Regions from separate parts of the Mus musculus genome. Here region 1 is linked to region 2. The links are chromatin loops, found by intact Hi-C in ENCODE. Cell type or tissue: left cerebral cortex. All regions are shown on one strand. Region 1 overlaps Babam2 (BRISC and BRCA1 A complex member 2). Region 2 overlaps Babam2 (BRISC and BRCA1 A complex member 2).

What was found. Hi-C counts contacts between places; a loop is a spot of excess contacts. Peaks named below come from ENCODE experiments on the same cell type or tissue, not always from the same donor. Only the 100,000 strongest peaks of a DNase experiment are listed, where the experiment ranks them.
Region 1: it touches region 2 in a loop (2.0-fold over the local background); 2 of 42 quality-filtered maps call a loop at or near these places.

What each region holds. Positions count from the first base shown.
Region 1 is chr5:31,872,293-31,880,292 of GRCm38, forward strand. All of the region lies in intron 6 of Babam2 (BRISC and BRCA1 A complex member 2), which reads left to right. Among named protein-coding and RNA genes, the nearest start is that of Gm52770, 120 kb to the right of the region's middle. In left cerebral cortex, no CTCF peak of the experiment used is centred here; a DNase peak (open chromatin) is centred at 4,485.
Region 2 is chr5:31,979,706-31,987,705 of GRCm38, forward strand. The region is part of intron 7 of Babam2 (BRISC and BRCA1 A complex member 2); the gene reads left to right. Gm52770 (a long non-coding RNA gene) reads right to left here. Exons shown (of 3, transcript XR_003955739.1): 2 at 3,151-3,302; 3 at 2,145-2,208. Among named protein-coding and RNA genes, the nearest start is that of Gm52770, 15 kb to the right of the region's middle. In left cerebral cortex, no CTCF peak of the experiment used is centred here; DNase peaks (open chromatin) are centred at 4,888 and 5,097; H3K27ac peaks cover 1,075 bases.

The DNA of each region.
Region 1 (8,000 bases), 110 kb before region 2:
TAAGGATGCATATTTTTCCAGGTTCCTCGCCTAGAACTATTTAAGTATCTATGGTATTTAAATCTTTGAAGAGATAGATAACTTAGTCCGTGGCCTCCTTTCCCTCTCCTTTTGATCCCTAGGTCAGCCTTTGTTTCCAATGGGATTGTTTCTGGTTTGTCATATCCAACCTTTTCTATTTATTTCTGAATTCTACTTTTTTCCTGTTTCATCTAATACCATTTCTTTTTGTAGGAATAATTTTTCCTATAAACATTTTTAAAATTTGATAGTTTGAAACCACTACTATAATTTCAGTGTTTCTCTTTAGTAGTCTTCACCCTTTCCCAACATGTGTTTTAATACCAATATCAACTTCTGTAAAATCAGTGTTTTATTAAATCTACATAATGATTTAGGGGATGTTGTCATCTTTTACTATATTTAGCTTCCCCAGCATGGAACAAATTATATTTCTCCATTTATCCATCTTTCTTTAATTCTGCTGTCAGACTTTATGTCATCTTTGAGTAAGCTTCTAATTTTCTGATTTAAATTAATACCCACTTATTGAATTTTTGTCAGTATTATAAATGGTCTCTTGTCTATTACATTTTCCATTTGTAGCCCTTAGTATGCAGGCTTATAATAGTTTCAAATGGGCTTTTATCCTGTAATTTGCTGAAATCGTTTGCTAACACTACTTACTTGAAGTTGATTTTCTTGACTTCTGCAATCATATGACTATAACTTCCTGATGTAGAACCATGCTGTATAAAACATGCTTTTTCTTTTTTTCCTGTTTAATTAGCTCTTGGCCTTTGGCTAAGATCAAGTGTAGTATCTTTCTATGTTTATACTTTTGAATTCTCTCTCCTTTTTAGTGATTAATTGCTCATTCATCTATGCAACTACCTTTGCTTTCCAAAGAACTAAGAAAGAAAGGAGTCATTGCTCTGTGGAAGGTGCAGACAGTACAGAAGTGAATTAAGGTATAGACATGTGATATTCTCTTTGGGAGATGCAGTGGATCCCATGTGAGCAGCGTCAGACCTGTTTGAATGAGTTCATGTATCTGAAGAACTACTACGTAAACTCTTAGCTAGGAGAGCATTAGGGAAAAGAATGTAATAGAACCAGAACATGACAGTAAGTAGTTAACACATCCAAATACAGGATGGCTTCACCAGTGAACTTTGAATATTGTGATGTGGAACCCAATGGAGCGGGACTCAGTGACAGACTTCAGACCCTCTTGCCCCTCCCCTTGTTCTCACTGACTGGGTTATTCCTAGAGTGAGACTAGTGTGTGGGTTTATTACAATGCAGGTCTCTGTCTCCTCCCCTGAGTCAGAATCCACACAAGGGTCTTCTCTGCTCACATAAAAAGACAATGCACTGATACCAAGGGTTCAGGGTATTTCATGTCTGTGATTATTCTTTACCATTGCAAAATAATGGGCTGGATTGTTATGGTAGAAAATGCATTTCCCATATGAATGCTAAGTATTTTAGTACTCCATTTATTTTTCAGAGTAAATTACTGAGTTGGTAGTATTCTGGCTGCACAATGTCACCCACCCGTGAACCATGATTTCATGTTCATGTAGCCTGAAAGTCTCCTGGAGAGAGCCTGACGGCCAGGTTATAACATGTGTGCATTCTCCAAGTACTAAACGATGCTTTAGCCTTCTGTGCACATTCATTGAAATTAAGAAGTCATTCCTAACCTTTTTTCTTATGTTATTAATTGTATTGTTTTACTTGTATCTATTCATGCAATCTAAGATAAACTTTGCTTGTTAACAGTGAGAAATTAGCATAGTTTTTCATTGGACTTACTGCAGTATTTGTTATTAGTTATAGAAGTTGGGAATATCTTACCTATATATGGAAAATAAAACTATATTTACCTTATGATGTTGATTGAAAAAAAACATTTTTACCTATTTTGGAAAACCTGAAGACACTGTTTAACTAGTTCATTGCCCACTGATAGCTTTGAAAAGGGTTAACTAATAATTCTTGTATTATAATAAGTTATTCACTTAAGTTTGTGATGTCCCAATACCTTTCATAACTTTTATCTCTTTTCTATTTATTATCATACTTACTGGTACATAACTGAGGTTTATAATGACTTAGTTATTTTAAAAATCCTATGTTCTAACTTATAGTAATAATTTAATATTTTTATTGGTTTATATATTTCAATTGGTTGCTCTTATTTTACCTTTTTTAATCTAAATTTTTAAACTGTTTATTTTTATTTTACATGTATGAGTGTTTTGCATACACATATGTATATGTACTACATGTATTCCTACTATCCTCAGAGGCCAAAAGAGATCACACTCTGGAACTGGAATTACAGTCCATTGTGAGCCACTGTGTATGTGCTGAGAATGAACCCACGTACTCTGGAAAAGCCCTTAGTTGGTCCTAACTGAGCCAACTCTCCACCCCCTGCCTTTTGTAACTTTAGTTTGGTATTGGTTCATGGCTCTGTCTCATGAGGAATGCCATGGACATCAGTCTAGGGGAGATTGTGTTGTTCCTTGCTTGTCCTGAGTAAGAGGGACTAGACAAAAGACAGGTTCTGTGCAGACAGGCCAGGTTTTCCCAACAGAGCTGACATACATAGTTGGTAACAGCCAGGCACCATTTGTTTAATGTCCACATAAGGGAATGGATCCCTACCTGTGGGTCAGAAGCCCTTTGGGAGTTGAATGAGTCTTTCTTAGAGATAACCTAAGACTACTGGAAAATACAGATATTTATATTCATAACAGTGGCAAAATTACAGCTACAAAAATAATTTTGTGGTTAGGGGTCATTGTGGAACTGTATTAAAGGGTCACAGCATTAAGAAGGTTAAGAACCACTAACATAAAGGAACATGTGGGTGAGATAGTTTAGCAGGAGCTGGGTAACAATGACAATGTTGGTAGCCATATATGGGTACCAGGCTTTAAATAACTGCCCAGCAAGGTTGACATAGCAGGGATGCAGTAGAGCTGTGATTCTTCCTAGTGTGACTCCAGTGTCTCATATCCTTTGACTGTAGCACATTGCCTTGCATGGATACATTCACACATGAGTTAAGCTGATGAAACAGGAGGGTTATGGTCTCTGGATCTAAGACAGAGATCATCTATTTTTCAGGTCAGGTTTGCCATCCTTCAAGTGTGTTGACAAGAACTGGCAGGTATATGTTGACAGATTGAGTCAAGCACTTTTTTTTTATTTTTTGGTTACTGAGACAATTAATGATTCTAATGCTTTCTGCACATTTCTCTGCACCTGTTCTGGCAGTAATATGGGTGAGTTTATGGACACAATAAGGGCTGGCATAGAATCAGCATGCCTTGCCAGTGTCTGTCCTATTGCCTGGGCTGACTGTGGAACCTGCCGATCAGCAGGACCTGCATAGTAAACTAAAGCCCGTACAGGCCGCTGCATGATTGTAGGGGAGATGGTGATTTGCATTTAGTCTTGTTTCTCCCTCATAAGGAAATCTACTGTGAGTGCACATTAATACTGTTTATAATGAATTAATATACTGCTCTGTGGGTATAAATGAAATATATAGAAACATTTATGTGAAACTCAATACTTGTCACTGATGGCTAAGATTTTAAGTGTTCAGGGTTAAGTGTCCTAAGGCAATGGACCCCAAACCTGTCTGAGCAGTTCCAGATTTCCTTTCCCTCAGGGGAAGGACCCATGGAACCGCCACCTACCACCACCATTCTCTTACCCCTTCGTCTCTATCTCCCACTCCCTTCCTCTTTTAAAACTGCACCAGATTAAACTTCTAAGTAAAGGTACAGTCTTGAAAAAAAAAAAAAACAACAACAAACTATCACATTACTTTGTAATTGCTGGGGGGAATCTTGGTGCCCGTTGTTGCAAATAAGTCATCAGAAATAAGACAGTGACTTGTTTCTTGCTTATGGTTTCTTGCTCATGCTTTTTGATTCTCAGTTGAAAAGGCAAACTCTCAGAGGCAGACCCTTGCCTGGCTTGTTTTCTTCTTGTCCCTAGAACAGTTCCTGACACTTGGAAACATCCAGTAAGTAGTTATCAGAAGACTGGCAGATATTGCAGCTTTTCTGGTTGTGCACACTTTCCCGCTGATGGCTACCCCTTCTCACACACCGAGGAAGCAGTGACCCTGCTGTCCCGGAGCACATGCTTATGATGTGATAAGCCACTGAATATGCCTCTGAACCGACTTGGTTGTTTTTATATGTCCACTAGCTCTCATATTTTCATGAATTTTGAATAGCATTTCAGAAAGTAATAAAAGTTGGAAGGTTATGTTAAGATCCCCTTTATCCTATTTCTCACTCAAAGTTCCTGTGTCTTTAAGAGCAGGGCTAAGTAAGTTGGTCCCCCTCCAGGTTCAAGAGGAAATGGATTGTAGCAGTTGTGCCTTCGTGCAGCAGATGTTTTGGTTGGAAAGGCTATCAGCCATCTGACTCATAGTAAGTCCTCAATTCCAGTAATTTCCCAGTTTTCAGTTACAGTAGGTAGGATGCAGGAAAGCAGCGTCTTCCACTTTGGGATCTTTGAACTTGGTTCACATATTACCACTGTTCCTGGCGCATAACTCTGTGTGAGAGGATGAAACACAAGGGAGGTCAGAGCGGTTCCAGGAATAGACATAGTCAGTTGGTGGTGTTTTTTGTGAGAGACCATTGGAGGTAAACCAAAGCCACTGGCCTCTCTGACCTAGTACTAACAGCAAGAAGCATACCCCACTGTGTTTTCCTGTAACTTCCTGCACTAATATTATTCCTGAATTAAGTTAATATGAATAACTAGTATTAATTTGAATAATCAAGTTGTTCTTATTTCCATGTACTATGTACAAACTGCAGTTTTTAATTTGTTTTGGGGATATTCTTTCCCCCAATAGAACCTTGAAAGTAATTCTGTAGTTCTTATATCATGTCTCTCATTTTAGATTATGGCTTTTTTGTGAAAGTTTACCCACTATATGTATACTTCTCAAAAGTTCAGGAAGATTTTACAGCCAGTGTTTTTAATGGACAAATAAGAATTATGGAAGGAATGCTAAATGTGTCCTGTTCTGTATTATGAGTGTGATTGAGGAATTGCTGATTCAGTGAGGTGCCGTTCCATTCCTCTCCCTCTGCTCTTGTCTGGCATCTGGGTTTCACATCATCACGTAGATGGGAAGAGTGTTAGCGTCTTCACAGATAGACACATTCAAAGCCTCGTTGCTTCTCCAGGCCCATAGCAGGACCTGGCTGTGATTTCTGAGAGCTTCCTAGGAGATTTGCCCAAGTGAAACCTGAGGGTCAGAAGGTCACCACCATTCTGGAGCTCCTAATATTTCCTAGCATGATCTTTTCTTTTTTTGGTTTTTTTTTTTTTTTTTTTTTTTTTTTTGGCTTTTCAAGACAGGGTTCCTCTGTGTAGCAGTGGCTGCCCTGGAACTCACTTTGTAGACCAGGCTGGCCTTGAACTCAGAAATCCACCTGCCTCTGCCTCCCAAGGTCTGGGATCCCCACCACTGCCCGGCGATCTTCGTCTTAGCTAATACCAGATCATTTTTAAGTAGCTATATTTAGCACCATGCTCCTCTTGTGTGGGTTGTTCTTTGCATATTTAGCTGATCAGACAGGTCATAGGTCACAGACTTCATAAACTCATCGAGCCCAGTACATTAAGAAAGCCTTTTTCACCTTTGCATTCTAAGACACATTTGTAGAGCTTCAGGCTTCAGGGGTGTCTTAGTCAGGGTTTCTATTCCTGGACAAAGCATCATGACCAAGAAGCAAGTTGGGGAGGTCAGGGTTTATTGGGCTTACACTTCCATACTGCTGTTCATCACCAAGGAAGTCAGGATTGGAACTCAAGCAGGTCAGAAAGCAGGAGCTGATGCAGAGGCCATGGAGGGATGTTCTTTACTGGCTTGCTCAGCCTGCTCTCTTTAAAATCAAGACTACCAGCCCAGAGATGGTCCCACCCACAAGGGGCCTTTCCCCCTTGATCACTAATTGAGAAAATGCCTTACAGTTGGATCTCATGGAGGCATTTCCTCAACTGAAGCTCCTTTCTCTGTGATAACTCCAGCTTGTGTCGAGTTGACACAAAACTAGCCAGTACAAGGGGTTTTTCTCCAGTGAGAGAATAAACAATAGAGAAGCGCTGACCTAGGTTACCCAATGTCTAGAGAGTCATGCTGAGAGAGAAGACCACACACTAGAAAGAAAAGACTGAAACAGTTTGTTCTCTGAGAACTCGTTTCACTCATATTTGTCTCTGTCTCAGTGAGCAATGTGATGTCTCGTACCCAGTAAAGCCCTAGATTGTGATGGGAAAGCATGGGCCAGAGTCCTGAGGGTAGAATTGTCTCCAGGTGCCCTCCCTGCTAATACAGAGTTGGAGGCTCCAGGCATTTTGTGTAGTATCTTTGAGAAATGTCTAGGCCTGCACAAAGCAGGTGATAATTGTATCTATCTTGATGGCTTGTTGGGGATTATGTCTCATCATGATGCATAGCACCCAGATAGAAATGAGCCGTATGAGGCAACTCCCAAGAGAAGCATTGCTAGTACAGATTTGGCTATTTTAGATATGAAACCTTAACTCTGTGATCGGAGAAAAGCTGTCTACCCTGGTAGATTGCTGTGATAAAACTTGATAAGATTCCGATTAGAGAAAAACAGCAATATTTGAGAGAATTATTAAGCCCATATATGTACACAAGTCTTGGTATGCAATTGAATATAAACATTCTGTACATTTGTTAATGTATTTCTGTGTTTTTGTTTGCTTGGTTTGGTTTTTTAAAGATAAAGTCCTGTTAGATGTCACAGCTGGCCCATTCACTGTCTTCCTGCCTCAGCCATCTGAATGCTGGAAGTTTAGGCATGTGCCACAATGCCTGTCCCTGAGTTTCTGTTTTCAAAATGTATGATCTTTTCTGTTTTCCTGGTGCATTTATATATTTTTTTAATTTTTTAAAGTTAAAGCTATATCTAATTTACTACAAAATATAGATATTACAGCATGTCTGTTCTTTGGCCATTTGAAAATAAGTGTTTGTCATGATGGACACAAGCTCCTTATGCTTTGATACATACTTCTTACAAGTGAGAGCCTCCCAGTAATTGTATATGCAGTTCAGGAAGTTAACATTGGTTCATTACTACCATCCAGTTTTAAGATCCATTCAAATTTCACCAAGTCACCTAGTGAGTTCTTGATAGCAGAATAATTCATGTTGACATTGTGTGATATCTTCAGCTATGTGTTTCTTCAGCCTGTAATAGAACTTTAGTTTTCCTTTGGCATTCACAACATTTAACTGTGTGTGTGTGTGTGTGTGTGTGTGTGTGTGTGTGTGTGTGTGTGTGAAGCTTTGGGTCTGTCTGATATTCTATCATGACTGGATTTCATGACAGGACATCACAGAAATGAGCTGTACTTCCCTTTCGCCTCCTCTCAGGTGACATATCCTTTCTATAGCCACTTGGCTGAGGTTGTGCTCATCGCTTGTTTGAGATTCTGTCTACCATAATTTGGATCTTAAGCATCCCTCAATGGCCCACATGCAAAGGCTTGGTCCCCAACCCACAGTACTCTCAGAATGTAGGAGGCAGGATTATTGGGACCCCAGTTCCTCTTCCTCATCTTCCTTCTGCTACTCTCTCTCCCCTCCTCTCTTTCTGCCTCTCCCCCACCATCATGGGATAAACAGATCTTTTTCATCACATGTTCCTGAAAATGCTGATTATGTTGCCTTGGCTCAAGCAATCCCAGTCTAGAAATGCTGGTCCATGGTCCAGACTAAACTTCCTTCATGCCGCCTCCCTCCTGTTGTTTTCTCACAGCAGTAGAAAGCTGATGAGTGTGCTGTCTATCGTGTTTTCACTACAAAGTTACTTCACCTTTTGATTTGTGTATATTTTGTGCTAAGTTCTTTTGTATTCTGTCTTTGTCTGTATTAACAGACACGTACATAACTGATGCTTCTAATTTCA
Region 2 (8,000 bases):
TAACAGAGCCTCAGCTACAATGCTTGAACAGTCAAGAAAACTTGTGATGCCAAGTAAACATCGGAGATCTGCTGCTAAAGTATCCCTGATGCAAAGTCAAACTAGTACTGCAGTTAGTACTACTCTTAGCCCTCAGCCTTTCTCAGTGCCTGTGCCTGCTTTTGCTGCATGCCTACATGACCAGTGAGTCGCTTTCTACATCCTTTGCTGAAAACATTTTTCTACTCTTCTTAGGCTTTCCTAAGTAGTGTATAGTCTTGCTCTGTGAATTCAAGTATCAGTATCATCTTACCATCCTGTCCTGTCCACTGTTTTAAACTAGAAGAGGATGCTCAAATTCAGAAAGAGTTGAGACCCAGTTGACTCCCCCCCCCCCCCCCCGTTACAGGGAAGAGTGATTCTTAGCCCAGCTGCTCTGTGGGGAGTGGGGGGGGTGAGATGTGTGCACTCAGGAACTGGAATCAGTTGATCTGGTTCAAAGTGATGCTCATAGTTACTGCAGTTCCTTTGAGTCACTTACTTAATGTGCCAACCTCATAGAGCTTTTATAAGGATAAAATCAAGACAATAAGCTCTTGATTCATGAAAATGTTCACAGGCAGTAGCTGTTGCTGCTGTTCTTCTAGATGTAGATTTCAGACCAAAAGACGACAAGTCCACGGAGAGAAACACAGCTCAACTCTTGAACACACCCCGCACCTCCACAAAGGTAGTATATATTTTAATGTATTTCCAATGCTGCCAGTGAACAAGGCTAAGATAAAATTGTGTCCTGCCACAGTTCCCTTGCTGTGGAGGTCACTCCATAAGATGAATCCCTGGATGGCTAAGTGAAAATTAAAGTGAAAGATCCCTGTCCATTTTGGAGTTCCTCCATTAATACAGAGCTCCTGTCCCCGCCATCCCTGCAGACACAGGCACTGCTGGACAGTTTCTCCACTTTGGGCGTTGGCATCTTTCCAGTCATGGGGGTCCTGCTGACCCACAGCTGTAACCTGCTCCCTGCTCTTTTAACCCGGTAGTACCTCACTTCCTCGAGAAAATGGAGCCCCTCAAATCTCAGACCCTATGAAAGGTCAGAAGGCAAACACAATTTGTTGAGAAAAGAGAAGCACATAGACTTAGTGTTTTTGCAATTAATCTTTTAAATCAGATTGGTGTATTTCTAATTAATTTTTTGTTCCAATAATTTAGTCACAAAAATGAATGCTATGTTACATATGATCTTATAGTTTGTTATGTTTGCTTAATAACATTATCCTGGCCATTGTTCTAAAGCCAAGTCTATAGGTCACTCTCATTTACTCTCTCAGGTGGCTCTACAGTCCTCCAGTGGAAGGTTGTGATAGATTTAGCTCCTCCATTCTCAGATCTCAAGTATTGTTTACATGTTTCCTCTCATGGGTCTGTCATTGTTTACCTTCAATCCCCTGCCTTCCAGGGAGGCTGGCATCACTTGGATAGACCCTGCCAAATAGATTTGTTATAGGTTGAATCTGCTCAGGCAATGAACACACCTACAACTTAGTAGTTTGAGAGCATACTATGAGGAAACATCTAGAATATGACTCCTGGAATTAGTAACAACCTGTGCTAACACACATCTATATCCACTAAAAATGCTGAGAAATGGAAGTTCTGATATGAGCCTGGGGTCTTCCCTGGTTGGCTGCAAGCTATGTGGCAGACTGTGAATACAATAATGCTTTTAGCTGTCAGGTGCCCCAGACATTGTGGATGTCCCCTGTGCTCCCCTTTGTGACTGTGTCTGCACTGAGATCTCTGGGAGTGTGTGGAGAATACCAGGACTACCTGGAGTTAAAAGAGTGTTGAACTGAAGAGCTCCATTTTGTGTGTCCTTCCATGGGAGTGTGGGTGACATCACTTAATGCCCACTGCTACCATGAATGTACTATTTACGCATTCACCTCATAACAGAAACGGGACCGAAGAATCATGTCTTAGCTGTAATAAAGTACATTTCCTGTTATACTCTGAAATTGTTCCATTAGTAAATTTTAAGTGTTTTGGCTTTAAATACTTAAGAAAACAATGATAATCAAAATTTCAAACAATCAAAACAACCATTTTGAAAAAAGTCACTATACCAACCTCAATAATATTTGGCCAGTGAAGCTGGCCTTGGCCTTCATTACCAGAATCCATTCTTTTCCTGACTAAGCTTTTCTTCCTCTGTTTTGTCCAAAGCTGTTGACAAGAAAGAAAAAAAGGAAGGAAAGAAGGGAGGGAGGGAGGGAGGGAGGGAGGGAGGGAGGGAGGGAGGGAGGGAGGGAGGGAAGGAGGAAATAAGCGCTTTCTTCTGAATTTCAGGTCTACAAGCCCAGTTCGCCCAGACACTAGGTCCCTGTGCTCTGCCTCACACATGCCCAGTAGCCTTGCCTGGGAACGGTGAGGCCATCATTATTGTCACGGCTGGTGTTAGTTACCTATTTCAGAGACCTGAATAAGAAGTGTTTAAAATGATAGGGTTTTTTAATTAAAGATAATAAATAAGTTCTGCTTTTCCAAAGCAACTCCTCAGTTTTGTGTAGACGGCTGCTAATGGAACTGAGCCTCACTATCTGCTAGGAAGTGAGCTATCTTCTGAGATTAAAGCGGCAGTGACAGGAACCCATACATCTTCTAAGGCTAAGTGCTGACTACAGTTAGCATCCTCAGTGCGTCATCACTCCAGATCCCACCTGTTCCCTTTCATCATGTTTTGTCCTCAACTTTCTCTCTGCAACCTGCTACCAAATATAAGCGCCTCCTTCTGCTTGCCACCGGGCCTCAGGAGGAGGATGGTTGTCAATGGAGAGGTGGAGAAGTGGGTCTGCTGCCATCCTGTCTGGACAGTGGCAGAATGTAGAGAGGGCTTCTGAGAAAACACTACCTGCAGCCCTGGCACTCTGGCTCCGTCCTCCTTCCCTTCAGCATTGTTCAGCTCCTTGACATGAGCGTGGTCTGACCCACTGGGCAGCTGCCAGGAGTTGTGGAGAGGGATCATAAGGGGCTTGAAATGGGAGCAGGGAGGTCAATAGGCAAATAAAATTATATGGATAATTTGGCTCATAAAGGTGGATCAGGACTGCTGAACATCCGCGCTGGAGAACACCAATTGCTTGTTAACTGAGAAGACTAGATGGGTACCTTCTCCTTCTGTGTGCTTGACAGTGTTTCTCATGCTGGGCACCCGTTGGATAGTTGGTCCTCTGGATCTGCAGCAGAACTAGCTACAGATTTGTCTCCTTCGGCTCCAAGAGAATCTCTGGAAGGCGTTTGTATTACCTGGGTGTGCTAATCTGGGACAGAAGGAAGTAGAGGCTCACTGCCTGGTACTACAGACAGCTTATACACATTCTACAGATGATGTTCAAGAAAGGCTAATTCCAACATTAGCCAAAACTGCATGCACGCCAAACCAAAACAACAGCAAAAATACCGACATTCATTTTATGAACTGCTTAATTGCCCATGTTAGTCACAAAGATCAAATCACTGCACGTGCTCCGCCTCTAAGTGCTGTTTTCCATGCTGATGAGCACGAGCCAGCTGTCATTAAACATCAGCCCTAGCACAGTATCCTAAAGATATCAAATGTGACTTCTCAACGTCCCAGTTGGGATTGTGGCATCTTACGTTAGTGCCCGGATGCTTTACTTGTTGGGCACATGTTTTTAGTTAGCTGGCAAAACGTCAGTTGATACAGGCCCATCTGTGTTAACTACAGATTCTCACATGTTGTAAGGGTCCCAGAGCCAGACCTGCACTGCTGCTAGCAACATAGATGGAGCCATTTTGGGTTAGCTTGGTTTCCTAACAGAGCCTAAAGAACCCAGAAACTTGTTCATACTCGCTAGGTAAGTATCTTCCCACTGATCTGGGTCCCCAGCAGTGTCTAAAATGTTTGCAAGCAAATTGCTTCTTTGGTTTATTGGATTTAAGACTTTCACTTCTAATGCATGATGTTTCTCTCGGGACAGGTTAGAAGAAAGTGGGAATCTAGCTTAGTGGTAGACTGTCTACTTAGTACAAGTGATAGTTTGTTAAATAAAAACATGAACCAATGAGTTTAGGCACTGGCATCAATAAGTAAGTAAAAAAAGAACCATGCCTAAGGATGTCAGGACACTGCATGGGCCTCTGTGGATAGCCCAGAGCTCCAGAAACTTAGGAGATTTGACTGGAATGTCATAGGGAAACAAACAGTCCCATGCTAAGTACAAGTTAACAGGAAGACCAACATTTTGTTGCTTCATTTTCCTATAAAGTTCTGGGTTGCTGAGTAAAGCAGAATTCCAATGCTTTGACACACCACCACATTGTTAAGATAGGCAGGATTTGATTATGGGAGAACAAGCCCCCAAAATGGTCATTACACACACACACACACACACACCCTAAGGTCTCCCTTGCTTCCTTCTCAAGGCAATGTGTGGTTGCAATTCCTCCATTTGATGTGGTTCATCCCTCGGTGCCAAACAGGGTAATGTGGGAAAATGATGACACAGCAAAAAATGAGGGTGGCAGTGACCTGCTTAGTAACAAGAGAAATAAAACAGATCTTAGAAATTGAGGCCAAAAATACCTGCTTCTCCACACAATAAGGAGAAAGAAACACAGAGTTTTTCTGTCATAGGAAACGACTAGGCTCTGCCAGCAGCTGGCACCTTATAGACCAAGCAAGGGCAAGCCAGGAAAGCCACAGGCTGGTTGGGGTAGGTGAAAAGGCAGCTGCCTGAGAAAGGGTGTGGGTTCTGTAGATCAAGGGTGTGGAGCGCCAGGGAAGAGAGAAGGGAAGCCAAGGCTGCCTTCCGGCCTAGGCACGGAACATGCTTGCAACATTTTATCATTTCAACACCATGCAGGAGGTGAGGCCTAAAAAAGCGTCACAGTTTAAAAGAAGCAAAAGATGTCCACGCAGGAGTGGGTTCTATTTATTTACAACTTTACGGCTGGACAGCTTTTCTACTGTGTGGTTTGTGACTACCCAAAGTGAAATTTTTTGAGTTTCAAAATTATCTCTTTTTGCACTGAGAAAAGAGCATATATGATTCATCTTAATATTGCCGAGGATCAGTCAGCAGCTAACAGCTAGTATTTTGGGTGGGAGGCAGGCTTCTGTAGGCAGCTTTTTCACCTAACATAGATGTAAAAAACACCAGAATATGCCTCAAGCTTCGTTCGGAATCATATAAATAGCTCGCTCTTGCACAGTTACAATCTAATGCGATCGTAAGAACTCCCACGGTTCATGAAGTGCCTGATGTGCCCCTCACCCAATGCCTAAAGAAGTCGATAGAGGAATGACACTAACTACCCCAGTGGGGTACCAAAGACACCTGACAAAGGGGCCTGCTTTTGTTTCTGCTAACATCCTCATCTTAGGCTTTTGCCTGTGTTTCCTCCTGGATGTTTCTGTTTTGGTTTTTTTTTTTTTTTTTCCAGCCTCTGTAAAACCCTCAAGTCATTCTGAGTCAAGAGACAAGCTATAGGCACTGGGCAGATCCAGCCAGTGGCTGGTAACGTGTGGCCCACCAGCTCTGAATAATCTTTGCATTTTTCTGGTTAGAAAAGCATTTAAAGAATGATGTTTCATAACTTGTAAAAACTGTATGGAATTCAATTTTCTGTAGTCATAAAGTTGCGTTGGTGCATGGCCATGCACATTCATTTACACATCTTCTAAAGCAGCAAGAGCAATATTTATTAACTGACTGTACCAAAAATGTTTACTAACCCCAACACCCTTAAAAATCTTCCTTTCCATAGTAACTATTTGAGGAAAAGAATACAGACATTTATAGACTTTGAATGTTTATTTGGGAAGTTCAACATTGTCATTTGACACAGGTAGAGTGTCCTCTATCTGAAATGTTTGGGACTAGAGTGTTTCAGGTTTGTTTTTCAAATTTTAGAATATTTCCATATGCATAAAGGTCTATATTTGAGATAGGATGCAAGTCTAACAGGAAATTTATTTATATTTCATATGTACCATATACACAGAGCCTGAAATTAATCTCATATAATAGTTTTAATGTACCTATGGGTTTGTGTCTGTGTGATGTGTTTGTGTGTGTATGTGCGTGTGTGCTTACATATACACTTATGTGTATGTATGATTTATGCATGATAAGAGACCAGGAGAGAAAGTCTGCCTTAATCTCTTGAAACAGGGTCTCTGACTCTACCTGGATCTAGACTGGTGGCCAGCAAGCTTCCATGGTTCTCCTGTCTCTTTCCCCTGCAGCACTTGGGCCACAGGCATGTATGGCCATACCTAGTCTTTATACGAGAGCTGGAGATTTGAACTAGGGTTTTCATACTTGCCCAGCAAGCTCTTGTAACCCCTGACCTATCTCCCCAGTCCTATGCCTGTGTTTTAACTGTAACCCATTCTGTAAGATTGGGCATGGAATTTTCCACTGGGAAATCAATTGGCACTTATAAAGCTTCCAGTTTTGCAGCATTTTGGATTTCAGTTTTTCAGATTAAGGATATTCCATTTGTACTACAGATATTTATTGGAAACCGAATGCAGCTTGCCATTATTGTTTTGGGTGTTACACACCTAAACAAACTCAGCAAAGTTCCCCATTCTGAAAGAGTTTGCCTTCTAATAAATGACAGTCAGGAAAGTCAGTGACAAATTAGCATAGCAAACAGAGTATCTGTCAGAGGTACAGGCCTTAGGAAGAAGCAGGACAGAACAGAGAACAAGCAGAGGTAAAGAGCCTCTGTCAGAGACCTCAGTGAGTGCCTGGGAAGCAAACAGTGAGGCAGTTCCAGACTAGCAGTGAGCCAGGTGGGCGATGCTGGAAAGTTGGGAATGGCTCCTTGGGCTGTAAGAGGAGAGACAAGGATGGGTAGCTGAGGCTTTTCATTCAGGAACTAAAAGGCAAGAGTTGCTATTACTAAATTAGGCTTTGCTGAGAACAGTTTGCTCGAAGTATATTATCTATATCAGACTATAGTATAACTCTGATCTAGAGTTATAAATTTGGAAATTGTCAGTATAAAGGGAAAAGTACTTAAGTATTAAGGTTGCTTGGTATTCATTCTAAAAGCCTGAGTTCTTTATCTCTAGGATCTTTCTTGCTGTGTGTATGTGTATGTGTGTGCGTGTGTGTGTGTGTGTGTGTGTGTGTGTGTGTGTGTGTGTATTTAAACATGGTCTTTCTTAACCTCAGATTTTGTTTCTAATTTATCATGTGTAGGCATCTGGATCTATCATTGTTTTTCTTGCTTCTTGCTAACTAGGTACAGCCTGACTGGCTAGTCTGAAATAGGAGTTATGCCTGCCCCCTCCTCTATGTCTCTGTCTCTTTCTATCTCTGTGTGTGCCTGTCTGACTGTCTGTCTGTCTCTGTCTCTCTGTCTCTCTCTTTGTCTCTCTCTCTCTGTCTGTCTCTCCCCCCACCCCCAGTGGGACAGAAGGCTATTATGTATGGCCCAAGACACATGGTCTTCCATCTACAATAATTTCTAGCTTTTCATATATCATTGTGCCTTGTTAATTAGGTTGTTTGTTTGTTTGGTATATATGTGTCTGGTTCCCTGGAGTATGTTTGTGGACCATGTTCATTCAGCTGCCCATGGGGGCAGAAGAGAAGAGGGTGAAAGTGCCTCTAGGACTGGAATTACAGATGGTTGTGCGCAGTCCCATGTGGCTTCTGGGAACCAAACCTGGAAGTATTTTTAGTTGCCAAGACACCTCTGGAGCCTCCCCTGCCTTGTTTTTGGTGGTATTTGTTTTGCTTTGGCTTTGGTTTGGGTTTGCAGGGCAGAGTCTCATCATGTGGTTTGGGCTGGTCTGAGACTTACTGTGTAATCCAGTGTGACCTGAAGCAGTTCCTTTGAGACACTTGTGATGCTTCTGGGATGGGAGGCAGATTTGCTCACCCATCCTCTGCCTGTGCCCAGTGACTGTGTACATGGTCAGGGTGAAGAACAGAAGCAGCAGCAGGTGTGTGCTGCCCCGCCTGAGTGGGCTGGGA